Linked DNA regions of Homo sapiens: region 1 is linked to region 2. The links are chromatin loops, found by intact Hi-C in ENCODE. Cell type or tissue: HepG2. All regions are shown on one strand. Links, peaks and the distances in the headings refer to the core of each region. The heading gives the core; the rest is flanking DNA.

Evidence for each region. Peaks named below come from ENCODE experiments on the same cell type or tissue, not always from the same donor. Only the 100,000 strongest peaks of a DNase experiment are listed, where the experiment ranks them.
Region 1: a loop joins it to region 2, with 29 times the contacts of the local background. A loop is called at or near these places in 2 of 110 quality-filtered maps.

Annotation. Positions count from the first base shown.
Region 1 is chr2:79,156,892-79,165,352 of GRCh38, forward strand. REG3A (regenerating family member 3 alpha) reads right to left here and starts at 2,862. Exons shown (of 6, transcript NM_002580.3): 1 at 2,837-2,862; 2 at 2,439-2,548; 3 at 1,760-1,878; 4 at 1,435-1,572; 5 at 681-807; 6 at 115-402. The coding sequence starts at 2,514. The coding sequence ends at 335. In HepG2, for the core only: no CTCF peak of the experiment used is centred there; no DNase peak of the experiment used is centred there.
Region 2 is chr2:79,022,545-79,031,014 of GRCh38, forward strand. REG3G (regenerating family member 3 gamma) reads left to right here and starts at 3,158. Exons shown (of 6, transcript NM_001008387.3): 1 at 3,158-3,229; 2 at 3,439-3,625; 3 at 4,169-4,287; 4 at 4,490-4,627; 5 at 5,263-5,389; 6 at 5,665-5,957. The coding sequence starts at 3,550. The coding sequence ends at 5,732. In HepG2, for the core only: no CTCF peak of the experiment used is centred there; no DNase peak of the experiment used is centred there.

The DNA.
Region 1 (8,461 bases), core at 1-5,000, 130 kb after region 2:
CCCTAGAGGCCTGGGTGAATAGGGAAGAAGCAAGACCCATAAAGTTTCCTCCACTCAAACACTTTGTCCTTCTCAGAGTATGGCTATGACACTGGCATATACAAGACAAACAAGTGCAGACTAAAAATTTTATTGCTCTTTAAAGCCTTAGGCCGTATGACAAAATGAAGAGACTGAAATGACAGCGGGGAGGAAGAAACAGAAGAAAGATAAGAATGAGGTGGTCAGGTTGGGGGAATTAAGCGAATATTCTCTTCCAGGGTGAGTCCTCACACTGGTCTCATGCCCATGATGAGTTGCACACCAAACACAGGCTGCTGACTTCCCTCCTGCACTAGTCAGTGAACTTGCAGACATAGGGTAACCTCACATTACAGTTATAATCTTTCCACCTCAGAAATGCTGGAGAGACAGAAGACATAAATGGAATGGGGCTGAGGAAGCTTGTGAATCCAATGAAGGGGCATCCCAGGTTTTAGCCTAGAAGTTAAAGCCTCTCCCTCACCTTCACCAGTGTCCCAATCCAGGAGAGAGATTCAAAGAAAGTGGAGAAGAGAGGAGATAAGAGAAGACACACTAACATTGTATTTTCTAGCTCAGGAAGATTTCCTGAAGGTCAGACCCAGGAATGGGGGATGAGATGGAAAACACTGGGAAGAGGCAGCTCCTCTGTTTCTTACCTGTGCTTCTCGACAGGCTCGCACAGTGGCCGGGGCTTGAGATGGTGGAGGGATTTCTCTCCCATGCAAAGTAATTCATCACATCACTGCTACTCCACTCCCAACCTTCTCCATTGGGCTCGGTGCCCTGTAGAGTAGAGGAGGTAGCCAGGTGAAGGGAATGGCCATTGCAGCTCTTCTTGCATGGCCCCTTAGCTGCAACACCTGATTTGCTCCCCAGCATGAGGAAAGTTGGTCTGCTATTCCAGATGCTGCCGGTGAGTAGGAAACTCTTCCTTGACTCCTCATTGCTATTGGAAAATTCCAGCCAATAAACATAAGACCTTTGGAACAACTCAAGGTAATATATTATTTGCAGAACAATAATTGATGTAGCATTTGTGATTAGCTTGTGAACCTCAAAAGTAATGTCAGTTCTGTATGGGGACAAAAATTGATCCTATCTTCATTAAGAGTTCCTTCAGAATAGTAGGCAAAGACTCCATGAAGCTCAGAGAATTGTTAACCCAGCCTCATATGAGAATTATGTAATACGCCTGAGGAAGGCAGATTGATTTTATCTGAAAGATAGAGACCTCCACAGAACTCAGATCTTCAGATGCTTCATGGCCTTCCCTTTCCCCCCAAATATTCCCCAGAATCTGAGCTCCAGTGCTCCCTGAAGTACTTCCTGGGCAGGCACAGGGGACAGGGAGTGGGCCTGGGCAACAATAGCACCTTGAGAGGTAACAGAGAGGGGAGGATATACTGGCACCTGTGTGGGGTCATGGAGCCCAATCCAGACGTATGAGTAGCTGTTACCAATGCTCTTCACCAGGGAGGACACGAAGGATCCCTCAGCCCCACTGAGCACAGACACCAGGTTTCCAGAGGGCCGCTTCTGGCAGGCCAGCTTTGAGGGCAACAAAGAGAATGAGAGGGAGCCTGAGACCTGCTGAGGGAGGGCAGGGCAAAGGTAGGTGGGAGGAGGACTGTGTGAAAGATAAACGTGTTCATCCTCATTCCCAAGGAACTCTCCTGAATGGAGACCCTCCTCCCCCTGAGACCGGTCACCTCCAACACCACATCTAACCACTCACATCTGCATCTGTCCAGGATTTTGGTGACAAAAACAAGGCATAGCAGTGGGAGCCATAGGCCTTGGAGCCTTTGGGACAGCGGATCCGTGCAGAGGGCAGTTCCCTCTGGGGTTCTTCACCTGAGGTGGAAGAAGAGGGGGGAGGGTAAAATGAAGAGTGGGGCTTGGGGTGGGAGATGACCTTGGGGAATACCTAGGAATGTCCTTGGGGAGGAAGACCACATTCCTGACACCCCTTCATCTTCCCTTATGTTTTCAGAAATTCTTTATCTCAAAATAGCCGTAGTAAATGGAGCACCATCCAGTCTCTTATTACCCTTTCCCCTTATTCAACCATTCAATACTCTCCTCACTCTGGGCTGTCTCTACATTGGGTCCTCCAATCATTGTCCCTCCCCACATCTCATTACTGACCCTCCAGTGTATATTAGAGTCCACTTTCCCACCAGTGTATATTAGAGTCCACTGACTAAATGGAAGCCATCTCATTCCACTGTTAGTGGACCACCATGGAGCCTCCCACTGCAAGTTAACCTGAAGGAAGGAGAGATGATGCAAGAACTGCAGGCAGGTTCATTAGACACCACGTCATTACCTCACATGACACACAGGAGCCTTCCTCCTCTTGTTAGCTCTGAGGATTCATAGGGAACCCAGTGCTAGAGGCAAAGCAATCTCACCTTGAACCTGAGACAGCAGCATGAGGCAGGAAAGCAGCATCCAAGATACACTGGGCAGGGCCATGGGAGGCAGCATAGTGTCTGCGACTTGAGGAGGCAATCAGGAGTCACTAAAGAAAGCGTGGTCAGTGGGAGAACACACAGATACCCCACTGCCTCATGTCATTTTCCTTCTCTAGTCCCCTAGGACTAAAGTGATCTTGGTCACATCCATCATCTTCTACAGTTCTGAATGAGTTGTGAATCTGTGTACTCTCCCATCCCCGAGCCCTCCCAGGACACCCTTGCTGAGTCTCAGAGTTCCTGTGCTCCCTGAGGAAGGGACCCTCCCATGTATTCTCCTGTGTCATGTGCAGTAGCTCCTCCCTGGGTCTCATCTTCTCTCAGCTCCCACTTACCTCTCTGGTGGGATATGGTATGGTTTGTCTGGTCAGGAAAGAGTGGGATTTTATAAGAGGATCTGGGGGAGGGACATTGGAGTGAAGAGTGACAATGAGTAGGCAGGACAGGGGTCATGGGGTGGGGTTGGCATGGACTCTTCCTGGCAAAGACTGGGGATTTTCCCAGATGTTGCCTCTTTCCTGTTGGCAGGCCAACACTTTCCCTAGGAAGAGGTGAAGTTTGCTTTTTCCTCTGCATCCTCCTTGTCAAAGGCCTGTGGCACCAAATGTGATATGAAATCTTCTAATGTGGACATCTGAAAGAGGAGTTCCTCTGGTGGGTTTCTTAAGAACCCACTTCTGGAGGCAAACCTATGTATTTCTTATTACCTTGCCTAGTAAGATTAAATAAATGTTAGGTGTTAAGTGAAGATTTACGGGAATTATAAGTATCATGGACAGTTGAGGACATAGATGGTACTGAAGCTAAGAGTAGGAGTGAGGGTTCAGGGCCATTATGCAAGCATGATAGCTAATTTTGATGAAACTTCAGAATTGTCTGACAAGTCAATACATGAGCCACAATCTTACAGAAAATCAGGTGAATGGACTTGTCTTTCCAGTCTTCAGCAAGAAAGAGCTTCCCCAGTGGAGAATGACAATGGCAATGTGATAGAATAAGAGGTAATGAAGGAAAACAAGACATAAGAAGGACTACAGTCAAATAATGAGGATCAAAGAAGAATGAATAATAGTTAAAGAAGGGAAGAGCAGCCATTGTGTAAAATCATAGGTCAGTTGGCCAGGTGCTGTGGCTCAGGTCTATAATCCCAGCACTTTGAGAGGCTGAGGTGGGAGGATCACCTGAAGCAAGGAGTTCAAGAGCAGCCTGGGCAACACATTAAGACCCTATCTCTACAATTTATATTTTAATTTAAGCCAGTTGCGGTGGTGTGTGCTTGTGGTCCTAGCTACTCAGCAGGCTGAGGTAGGAGGACCTTCAGTTGAACCCAGGAGTTCAAGGCTGCAGTAAGTTATGATCATCCCACTGCACTCCAGCTTAGGCAACAGAGTGAGAGCCTATCTCTAAATTTTTGTTTTGTGATGTTGTAAACATAATTCTGAATTGCATGTAAGTCTCTATTACATCAAAATGCTCACTACTTGTAGGTTGCTCATGAGCTTCCTTGCTGGACTGCCATTTGGCTGTACATTAAAAGCCCTTTTCATTGCATTCTTACTGGGCAAATGGTCAGCTTCATATGGGTATACTGGGAGAAGTTCTTTTAGTCATGTTTATTTTTGAGTTAGCAGTTTGGTGCCTCTGACAAGCATACTACATTGCCCATACACTGGTTCAGGTTCAGTTTGGCCAGTCCAGGAAAAAGTTAGGCTGGGAATTTCTACAGACCCTGACTCTCATGCTATTGTTGTAATATGCCAACTTGTATGCAGATGTTTATAGTAGGGGTCTGTGACGAGGTCATGAGATGTAGCTCATCCTTAATTCACGTCCTCAAAATTCAGTACCCAAAATTCAATGCAATTCCTCAAATAATATGAGAAGAAATATAGCCAGCAGATTATTTTGTTAAAAAGGATTTTTTTCCACAAAATTTATACAACAATATGTAAACACATGGAGGTACGGGGTAGAAGGTAACCAGAGGGTAGAATAGTTACCAGAGGCTGAGACGGGTGAGGGGAGATGAAAAGAGTTTAGTTCATCGTACAAACATACAGCTAGATAGGAGGAATATGTTCTAGCTTTTGATAGCACATAGGGTGACTATAGTTAACAACAATATGTTGTATATTTCAAGATACCTAGGAGAGAAGATTTGAAATGCTGACAGTTTATTATTAAAACTCACTTTTGTTCTTAATTGAAATAGTGTGACCTTTGTAATAAGCCTTAAGGTTATAAAATCCCTAAGTGCAATGTGAAATTTTCTTTGCAATGACACTCACTAAACTCACTAAAGTTGAGTTGTTTTTGTTTTATTTTTCATTGTTTCTTCATAACAATGCTTATTAACCAAGCACTGAGAAGTTTGTTTAAATATTATATTTCTTGAGCTGGTTTTGAGTTATATAAAAATCTACTTCTTAGGGATGACACAGGAATTCTTATTCTTGATGTAACCAAGGCTGAGTTTTAAGGAGCTTCCTTTGCCAAAAGATGTCCAATTTGTACTTTTATCCCTATTATCTTCTGAATCAGATATTTGCAGATAAGACTTAGTAGTCATTCTTAGAATTATAAAAGTGAAAACTGATCTCTTTGCAGGAGCCTAATATATTTGTTTCAAGGATGGTAAAATGTAGAGGTTTCCTGGAAGATGGCTCAGCAGGGTCCATGTCAAAAATAGCCTTGAACTGTATCTCACTGGAGATTTATCACTAAAGTGCACCCCTTTGAGATATATTAACCAGATGTCCAGAATGCCACTTTGGTCCTTTCATCTTATCCTAACACTGTCAGAAGAATTGGGAAAGGGATAAGATTAGGTGCTGAGCAACTATAAAACAGGAAAAAGGGACAAAACTTCAAAGCCCCTGAGGCCAATGAGGGAAGTTATTAACATCAAAGAACTGGAAAGCTGATAACATAGCTACTGAAATTTGGTCAATTATACGTAAGCCATGAACAGTAACTATCATATGACCTGTGCAGTTATTGGAGGCAATAATTTTTATCAGAAAACTGTGTTAATATTTATTTGGTTTCAAATTTTCACATTGATCTTGGAAGAGTTCCCTGTTCATATCATGTTTGCTCTTCTAACGTTATCTATTTGGGTATTTTAAAAAGGCTATTGCTTTTTATTGATTTTTCTTTTAGAATAAGCTAGTTATAATACAAAATGTTCATTTGGGAAAAAATTAAGATAATGTTTTCAATTAATTACCATAAATCATACTCAAACAGCTTGTGGGTGATAATTTTGCAGATCTGAACTGTTCACAATGTATCAGAGTTCACATTTCTTGTGGTAGCAAATAAAAATAAAAATAAGAAATAATTCCATAGTCATGTTGCTTTTCTTTTTGTAATAAATTATCTTTATCATACAGAAAACATTTAACAAACAAGTATAGGTTGACCATCTAGAATCTACAGCGATAATATCTTGCCATCTTTTTTAGCTTTATTTTTTAGAGAAATGAAGCAAAAAGAAGTAATACAATCAAATTAATATTAATAAAATGATAAATAATACATTAATATTAATGATTAATAAAATGATAAATAATAAATGATATAATAAATAATATCATTAATAAAATGATAAATATAATAAAATTATAAATAATAATAATTAATATTATTTTAAAAAATAATATTAATAAAATGATAAATAAATAGTAGTCCATTTATGTTATTCCTCAGTCCCACTTATTTCCATGCTTCTCCATTACCAATTTTATAATTATTTTTCATATATATATATATATTTTGCAGTTGCAAGGTTTAATAGAGTGTAAACAGAGCTCCCATACAAAGGGAGGGGACCCAAAGAGGGTAGCCATTGCTGGCTCAAATGCCTGGGTTTATATCCTGATCATTGTCCCCCACGCTGTGCTCTCAGGTGATAGATGATTGGCTATTTCTTTACCTCCTGTTTTTGCCTAATTAGCATTTTAGTGAGCTCTCTTTACTACTTGATTGGTCAGGTGTGAACTAAGTTGCAAGCCCCGTGTTTAAAGGTGGGTGCAGTCACCTTCCCAGCTAGGCTTAGGGATTCTTAGTCAGCCTAGGAAATCCAGCTAGTCCTGCTCTCAGTCCCCCCTCTCAACAGGAAAACCCAAGTGCTGTTGGGGAGGTTGGCCAATGATTGCTCTAACTGCTTCCTGCTGAACTGGGGTGTAGTAGGGGTTGTGCAGTTGAGATTTCCTCGGGAGAGTTGCCTTCAATGTCATTAACATTGGAGCATGAGGCTAGCAGGCCAGTCCAGGGGTCTGCAGTAGATCTTAGTCATGGACTGCATCTGGGGCTCCATTTGAAGAACCATTTGTAGTTTTACAGCTTCGATTCTGGAAGAGACAAACTTAACAAGGAGGTTAAAGGTACAGGGATTGAAAGGTATGGCCTGCAGTGCAGGGGTTATTTCTTTGGCACACTTCACAGGCCCTGACTATCTGCTTGATAGTTTTGAAAAGGCCTGGTCCAGTAAATAATAATTTGGCCATCTGATGGGTGCTATCAATGTCTAAGTGAAAGTTTTGGTGAAGGGTTTTAAGTAATTTCCATTGGTTAGCTGCAGGCAAAAGTATTTTTCCTTCTTTGGTGGCTAGCCATCCTCAGGGGAGGAAAGTATGTCCTCATGAGGTTCCCCATTCTATTCATCCTGCTGAGTACTGGGGCTTGGTTTCCTGGAGGGGGTTACCCCACACTAGGGGTCCCTCTATAAGCATTTCTGATGGAGGGTCCTGTCTTGCAGCTCTTTTGGCTTCAATATCTGCTTGGTGGTTCCCTTCTATTTCCCTTTCCTTTCTTCTCTGATGACCCTAGCAGTGTAAGACTGCCACCTCTTTGGGTTTCTGTACAGCCAATAATAATCTCCTAATGGCTTCCTGATGGTTGATAGGTTTTCCCTCAGAAGTTAGGAATTCCCTTTCTCTCCATATTGCTGCATGGGCATGGAGGACTAGGTAAGCATACTTAGAGTCTATATGTATATTTACCCTTTTTCCTTCTCCTAATTCTAGTGCTCGAGTGAGGGCTATTAGTTATGCCGGCTGAGCACTAGTTCCTGGAGTGAGGGGATTATTTTCAAGTATTCCATTATCCCTGACCACTTTTCAAGGTCCTTTTTCTACAAAGGAACTTCCATCAGTATACAAGTTAAGGTCGGAATCAGTCAAGGGAACCTCTAAAAGGTCCCCTCGAGCGGGGTAGGTTTGAGCAATTACTTGTTGACAGTTATGTTCTATCTTTTCTTCATTGTCTGGAAGAAATGTGGCTGGGTTAAGAGTTGCAAAGGCGCGCAGTTGCAGCACAGGCCCTTCAAGTAATAGAGCCTGATGTTTAAGTAAACGATCGTCTGACAGCCACAAGTCTCCTTTAGCAGTGAGTATGCCGTTCACATCATGAGATGTCCACACAGTAAGATCTCTTCCATGTATTATTTTAACTGCTTCAGATACTAAGACTGCTACCGCTGCCACTACCCATAAACAATGAGGCCAACCCTTTGCCACTGCATCAATTTCCTTACTCAGGTATGCCACAGTTGGCAAGTTCATCCCTCGGACCTGTGTAAGGACTCCTAGAGCTATTTCTGTTTTTTTCTGTGACATTTAAAGAAAAATCTTGCCCCTTTGGCAAGCGTAACACTGGAACTTGGGTTAGAGCCTTCTTTAGAGCCTGGAAAGCTGCTTGTGCTTCAGGTGTCCACCTTACTAAATGGGTATTGGCTTTCTGAGTTTCCTTAATTAGTGTATATAATGATCTGGCTATTTTGCCATACCTGGGAATCCATATTTGGCAGAAACCTGTTATGCCAAGGAACCCTCTTAGTTGCTTAGGGTTTTGGGATGAGGACAAGCCAGTATAGGCTGCATATGTTCCCCACTGAGGGCCCTGGTACCTTTGGATAATTTTAGCCCTAAGTATTTAAACTTCTGTGAGCAGAGCTG
Region 2 (8,470 bases), core at 1,372-6,371:
TCTACCAAGAGGAAGAGAGAAAGGGCCAAGCCCTTGACGATTAAAGTACCAGTTTCCAATTCTGATGGCCAGCTATTAAGATAGCCTCCAGGCACACCTCCGGCATTCATGGTTGGGCAAAATCATCTGAAAACACAGTACACTGTGGAGTATCAGCTGTTTACTTTCAAGATGGTATTGCCACCAGGGCAGTGCTTGCTGCCTATGCTGAGGCAACATGAGAGAGTACCGTACTGCATACTGCTAGCCCAGTAAAAGACCAGTATTCAAAATCTGATATAAGCCTTCTAGGGAATGCATATCACTTTCCCACCATGATACGGTAGAAAAATTATAAGTAGAACTATCATAAATCACAGACCATCTGTGTAGGGAAAAGTAACCTCTTCAGGATATTGAATCTGTCTCTCTAAAACATGATATATTTCTTCGTATATTAAAGTCTTCTTTAAAGTTTAAAAAGTTTTACATGGTCTTGACTATTTTTGTCGGATATATTTCTAGATCCTTTATATTTTTCTTCCTATTAAAAACAGTATCTTTCTTAAAAATACCCTTTCTAACTCTATTGTTGGAATACAAATGTTCATTTGGGATTTATATGTTGATCTCACATTCTTCTTGTTTACTAAATTTATCCATTAATTCTAACAACTAATTTGAAGAGTCTTCTGGGTTTTCTATGGAGACAGCATGTCATATGCAAATAGTGACAACTTAATTTACTTTTTCCCTGTTTAAATTTTTTTTTCTTTTCTAAGTGTACTTTCTATCACACGATATTGTTAAATAGAATCAATGAGGGTGGTACATTTGTATATTTCTGATTTTTTAAGGAAGTCTTGTCAGTAGTTTACTTTTGAGTCTCTATAGATTTCTTTACTGTGTTAAAGCTATTCCTGTCTAACTCTGGTTTTTAAGACTTTTTATCAGTTACTAATAGGTTTTGAATTTCACTTAACAATTTTGTTCTTTTAAAATGACTATATATTTTTTTCCCTTTTAACTTCTGAACTTGGAAATTGCATTAATAGTTCATCATAATAAACTATCATTACATTTCCAAGATTAACTCTTCTTTCTCTTCATTTATTATATAAAACAATGAATTCAATTTGTTTTGTGTTTTGTTCAGGAACTTTGCATCTGTGTTCTTGAGTCAGATTGTCCTTCAAATTTCTTTCTCACGATGGCCCTGAATTTTTCTTTTTCTCAAAATTTTCCACCAATATTTTAGATAAAAACCCAAAGACAATAGTGTTATGAATCATTATGTACCTACCACCAAGCAACAACTCTCATGACCTCAAGTCCTCTCTTGTTTTATCTGTCTCTCTCTTTCTTTATCTCTATCATGCTTGATTATTTTGAAGTAAATTCTGAATAACCATTTCATCTGTAAATATTGTGTTATGTATCTTAAATGATAAGGATACTTTAAATAATATTATTTCAATATTATAATTACATCTGAACATGATATAGTCCTTTAACATTATCAAATGCTCACTTTTACCCAATTGTTTTATAATTATATTTTTTATTTAATTTGTTCAAATCAAGATCCAAACATGGTTCACACATTTTATTTGATTGATATATTTTTCACATGTTAAGAGTGAGATGTTGTTTTATTTCCTTAAATTCACTTGCTGGGGAAATGTACTTATTTGTCCTGTAGAATTTCCCACCTTCTAAATTTTGCTGATGGTATTCCTGTGTTGTAATATAATACCATCCCCATGTCCTATATTTTCTGGAAATTGCCAGCTAGATGTTAACCAGAGATCTCAAACTGTTTTGATCTCAGGACCCTTTAACACTCTTAAAAAATATTGAGGACACTCGAAAAAAAATTTTGTTCATGTGAGCTATTGATATTTATAATAATATATAGTAAAAGAGAAAAGTTAAAAATATTCATTTACTAACTCACTTTGAACTTTTTTGAAAACATGTTAACAAAAGACCCATATGTCAGTAAGTGAAGTTTGTCTTGGTTTATTTTTCAAGTAAAAATGGTGTTCCATGAAATAGTGAACTAAAACTCAGTGTTACAAATTATTTCCCTCAAGACAACCATTATACTTTAGCATGTCAGCTTCCCATTTAGTCATACAGAATATTCCCTCTAGATGTATTCAAGGGTTGAGATTTACTGAAGCCAATTCACTACCCTGATTCATCAAGTTCAAGGGCATTTTCAAGTAAAAATGGCTTTATTTTGTTTCTTGCAAGTGCGTGGATATGAGCAATGCAATTTGGTGCCACTGCCTTGATTGATGTTAAGGCACCAGAACTTCTATCCACCATTTATTTTGCCTCATCAGTGCAAATGTCAACATAGCGAAAATGACGAATAACACTTTAGTATAATTATGAAAATTATAACTGCACAACCACTCCAAACAGGCCCTGAAGACCCCCATTGGTGTGTAGATCACAATCTAAGAACGCTACTCTGAGATATCAAACTGTCAGCGCAGAACTACAATAAACCAAGGAACTATCTCTTGGTCTTCTCACACAAAGGTAGCTGGAAGGCAAATCTATTTAACTGCTGTTCCATAAGACCCTGGCTTGCCTAATGACTCACAAGATTATTTCAAGCTTCTTTTACATCTTGCTGTGAAGTTGAAGTAGCAACACTGAACCAGTGCTGCTGCTTCTGGTTTCTATTGTTTCTTTATTTCGACTAATACATTGTCTTTGCCAACACATCTAATTTTAATGCCCACCCAATTTTTATTTATTAATTTATTTTAAATGTTACTAGATAAGGTATAAAGGAATTCATATGTATGCCTATAGAAGTGAGCTCCTGGCACGTTGATCAAAAACAAACTTTTGACATTTCTCATAACTATGTAATATCATAATATTTTCTAAACTATATAATACCAGGCTCACAAGACTGCCTTTATTCCCTTAAGTTTCTCAGAAGAAGATATCTGGAAGAGGGTGGGAAAAGTGCAAACTTCAACTGTTTGTGGGGAAAGTGCCGGCCTGCTACAGAGAAAAAGGCAACATCTGTAACAATTCCCAGCCTTTGCCAGGAAGAGTCTCCTCCCCTTGGCATAATCTTTTTGAACCAATGCCAAGCCCTCTCCATGACCCCTGTCCCGCCTACATATTGCCGTTATTCACTCCAGTGACCATCCCTGAGATCTTTTTATAAAAAACCCAGTCTTTGCTGACCAGACAAAGCATACCAGATCTCACCAGAGAGGTAAGTGGGAGCTGAGAGAAGATGAGACCTGTGGAAGGGCAACCTCACATAATACAGGAGAACGCATGGGAGGGTCCCTTCCTCAGGGAGCACAGGAGCTCTGAGACTCAGCAAGGCTGTACTGGGAGGTCTCAGGGATGGGTGAGTACACAGATTCACAGCTCATTCAGAACTGTAGAAGATGATGAATGTGACCAAGATCACTTCAGTCCTAGGGGACTACAGAAGGAAAAAGACAAGAGGCAGTAGGATATCTGTGTGTCCTCCCGCTGACCACACTTCCTTTAGTGACCCGATTGCCTCCTCAAGTCGCAGACACTATGCTGCCTCCCATGGCCCTGCCCAGTGTGTCCTGGATGCTGCTTTCCTGCCTCATTCTCCTGTGTCAGGTTCAAGGTGAGATTTCTCTGCCTCTAGCACTGGGTTCCCTATGAATCCTCAGAGCCAAGAAAAGGAGGAAGGCTCCTGTGTGTCACGTGAGGTAATGACGTGGTGTCTAATGAAACTGCCTGCAGTTCCTGCATCATCACTCCTTCCTTCATGTTAACTTGCAGTGGGAGGCTCCACTGTGGTCCACTAACAATGGAATGAGATGGCTTCCATTTAGTCAGTGGACTCTAATATACACTGGTGGGAAAGTGTGGAGGGTCAGCAATGAGATGTGGGGAGGGACAATGATTGGAGGACCCAATATAGAGATAGCCCACAGTGAAGAGAGTGTTGAATGGTTGAATAAGGGGAAAGGGTAATAACAGACTAGATGGTGGCCCATTTAGTAGGGCTATTTTGAGATAAAGAACTTCTGAAAACACAAGGGAAGATGAAGAGCTGTCAGGAATGTGGTCTTCCTCCCCAAGGGCAGACCTAGATATTCCCCAAGGTCATCTCCCACCCACCCCCTACTCTTCATTTTACTCTCTCCCTTTTCTTCCACCCCAGGTGAAGAAACCCAGAAGGAACTGCCCTCTCCACGGATCAGCTGTCCCAAAGGCTCCAAGGCCTATGGCTCCCCCTGCTATGCCTTGTTTTTGTCACCAAAATCCTGGATGGATGCAGATGTGAGTGGTTAGATGTGGGGTTGGAGGTGATAGGGGAAAGTCCATGCAGGTCTCAGGGGGAGGAGGGTCTCCTTCAGGAGAGTTCCTTGGGAATGAGGATGAACACGCTTATCTTTCACACAGTCCTCCTCCCACCTACCTTTTCCCTGCCCTCCCTCAGTGGGTCTCAGGCTCCATCTCATTCTCTTTGTCCCCCTCAAAGCTGGCTTGCCAGAAGCGGCCCTCTGGAAAACTGGTGTCTGTGCTCAGTGGGGCTGAGGGATCCTTCGTGTCCTCCCTGGTGAGGAGCATTAGTAACAGCTATTCATACATCTGGATTGGGCTCCATGACCCCACACAGGTGCGAGTATATCCTCCCCTCTCTGTTACCTCTCAAGGTACTGTTGTTGCCCAGGCGCACTCCCTGTCCCCAGTCCCTGCCCAGGAAGTACTTTAGGGAGCACTGGAGCTCAGATTCTGGGGGACATTTGGGAGAATAGGAAGTCCATGAGGCAGCTGAAGAGCTGAATTCTACGGAGATCCCTAGTCTTTAAAGAAAATTAGTCGGACTCTTGTAAAACTTTTACATAATTCTCAAGGGAATCCTTACAAATCAATTATCTGAGCTTCAGGGAGTCTGTATCTATTATTCTGAGGGAATTCTAAATTAAGATAGGATCAAATTTTGCCCCCATACAGAATAGACATTATCTTTGAGGTTCGCAGGCTAATCACAAATGCTACACCAATTATTGTTCTGCAAGTAACATATTACCTTGAGTGATTCCAAAGTTCTTGTGTTTATTGGTTGGGATTTTCCCAAAGCAATGAGGAGTTAAGGAAAAGATTCCAGTGCAGAGGACTCTAGGGCAGCATCTGGAAGATCAGACCAAAATCCCTGATGCTGGGGAGGAATCAGGTGTTACAGCTCAGGGGCCATGCAAAGAGACCTGCAATGGCCATTTTCTTCACCTGGCTGCCTCCTCTTCTCTATAGGGCTCTGAGCCTGATGGAGATGGATGGGAGTGGAGTAGCACTGATGTGATGAATTACTTTGCATGGGAGAAAAATCCCTCCACCATCTTAAACCCTGGCCACTGTGGGAGCCTGTCAAGAAGCACAGGTAAGAAACAGAAGAGCTGCCTCTTCCCAGCACTTTCCACTCCTCATCCCCAATTTCCTGACCTTCAGGAAATCCTTTTCAGCTAGGTAATGCAGTGTTTATGTGCCTTCTCCCGTCTCCTCTCATCTCTGCCTTCTTTGAGTCTCATTCTCCTGGATTGAGAAACTGGTGAAGATGAGAGAGAAGCTTTAAATCCTAGGCTAAAACCTGGGATGCCTCTTCACTGGGTTCACAAGTTCCCCCAGCCCCATGCCTTTTATATTCTGTCTCCCTAGGATTTCTGAAGTGGAAAGATTATAACTGTGATGCAAAGTTACCCTATGTCTGCAAGTTCAAGGACTAGGGCAGGTGGGAAGTCAGCAGCCTGAGCTTGGCGTGCAGCTCATCATGGACATGAGACCAGTGTGAAGACTCACCCTGGAAGAGAATATTCTCCCCAAACTGCCCTACCTGACTACCTTGTCATGATCCTCCTTCTTTTTCCTTTTTCTTCACCTTCATTTCAGGCTTTTCTCTGTCTTCCATGTCTTGAGATCTCAGAGAATAATAATAAAAATGTTACTTTATACGTATATGCTTTTGTTTCATTCTTATAGTAAGAGCCTTTGGAAGAGGAGGGAGAAGTTGGGGGAGAAAAAAACACTGAGTCTTGGCTCCTCCCAATTTCACCCAGGCCTAAGGTGAAATTACTATATGAGTGTCCCCATCAGTGTATTTGTGATGAAGGTGCGGGCCCTGCTCAGACAGGGTTTGTGTCATGAAGACATGAAGACAGTGCTTCCCCACACACTCACTGCCCACACATTGTCCCTGACGTTGTGACACAATCAGCCCTAGGGGAGTCTGATATTACTTAAAACAGAACTTCTCAAATAATTTTCTGTGAAGGATCTTTTTTTTTCATTAATTTGCAATCTACCTTGCATGGTGACTTTTGTAAAATACAGTAAAAAATGAATTACTTAAACTTCTGGTTACAGTGTTGACATAGAGAGCTTTGGAAACTGTTACTCTTTTCTTTAAAACAAGAAAAATCTGAATAAACTTAAAATCAACAACTTTCCTTTGGGCTAATGAGAGAACTGAGGTAGCAGGGCAAGTTGATACCCCAATATCTGGAAAAGCACCCAAATACACAGAGTTGTTTACATTTCTGCTTACCTGGAGCAAAAGCCTCTAGAGCTACAAGCTGTTAGGAACATTTAAATGGTGATTTTGAAAAATTGCTGGATGTTGAGTGCAGCTTGGCATTAAGAGTGAGAAACTCACGGAAGTTGCACTCCTATGAAAGCCCTCACGCCTTCATGGATTTTACCTTCAGGAATCCCAACAGGTTCTCTTCGTGGAGAGTCAAAAATAATTCTCTCATGGCTTTGTCAGGAAGAGTAGAAAAGAAACCATTTCTAAATCAGCCCAGAGCATTCTCAATAACAAAGACCTACTTCCAGGTAAAAAGACCTTATGAGCTTCGTATCATGCCTAAGCATGAGTGCATTTACGTCCACTCCAGCCACATCTAGCCTTCTCATCTTACCTAACAGAAAGAGACCTAAGAAACATTTTTGAAAGTCATGGCCATGGGGCATAGACTCACAAAAATACTGAGATTTAATCATAAAATTATATGATACTTCCCCTTGCTCAGACACTACCACATCAATAGGGATCCAGTTTAATGACAATAGATCACAATTGAGGAGCTGCAAGGTACACTACTTAAGGAAGAATTATTAGGAAATGACAAAGGCAATAGGAGAGACAAAAACAAGGACACAAGAGAAATTTTAAGCCTCTTGCACCTACAGCTATAGCAAACATTAAACACAAACTAAATCCTAGTGAGATTAATGAAAAGCCTTACACGAAAGGTCTTTTACTTCAGTTGTTATTACTCAATACATCAAGTGAAGCTTTCAAGAGAAACTAAAAATTTTGCTGAACAATAAGAAAAAGCATAGTCTGAAGAGATAAAACAAACATGAAAACCAGACTCAAATATGGTACAGATTTTGGAACTATTAGGAAACTTAAAATAACTATGATTGATGTGATAAGGGCTTTGATGAAGAAAATGGACAATGGGAAAGAAAAGATGCATAATATATGCAGAAAAATAGAAACTGTATAACAGAATCAAAAGATAATGCTACACATCAAAAGCAATATAATAGAAACAAAGGAATTTTTTTTTTTTTTAGAGATGGAGTCTCGGTCTGTCACCCAGGCTGGAGTGCAGTGGCACAATCTCGGCTCACTGCAACCTCTGCCTCCTGAGTTCAAGCGATTTTCCTGCCTCAGCCTCCCGAGTAGCTGGGAGTACAGGCGCCTGTCACCACACCCAGCTAATTTTTGTATTTTTAGTAGAGACCAGGTTTTACCAGAGACCAGAGGCCAGGCTGGTCTCGAACTCCTGACCTCAGGTGATCCACCCGCCTCGGCCTCCCAAACAGGATGTTTTTGAAGGGCTTATCTGTAAACTGGACCTGGCCAAGTAAAGAATCAGTAAGCTTGAAAATAGCTCAACAGAAACTTCTCAAACTGAAATGCAAAGAGAAAATAGAGTGAATGAGCAGAACGAATATCTAAGAACTGTGGGATAATTTTTAAACTCTAATATGTATATAATTTCAATATAAGAAGGAGAAGAAAAAGAAACAAAAGAAAAATTTAAAGTAATAACGATCATGCATTTTCCAAAGTTAATGACAGACACTAAACCCTAGATCCAAGAAGCTCAGAGAACAGCAAGTACAATAAATATCAAAAAACCAATCCTAGGCATATCCTATTCAATCTTCAGAAAACCAAAGACTAAGAGAAAATCTTGAAAGAATCCAGAGAGTTTGGGGGACAGCTTACCCATAGAGGGTCAAGGACAAGAATTAGAATAGATTTGTCATCAGAAACCATTAGGGGAATAAACTACGTAACGAATTGGAAGGCATAATGACCAAACTAGAATTTTATAGCCAGCAAAATTATCCTTCAAAAGTGAATGACAAATAAAAGACTTTCTCTGACAAACAAAAAAGGGAATTCATTTTTAGCAGAACTACTTGGGAAGAAATATTGAAAGAAGTT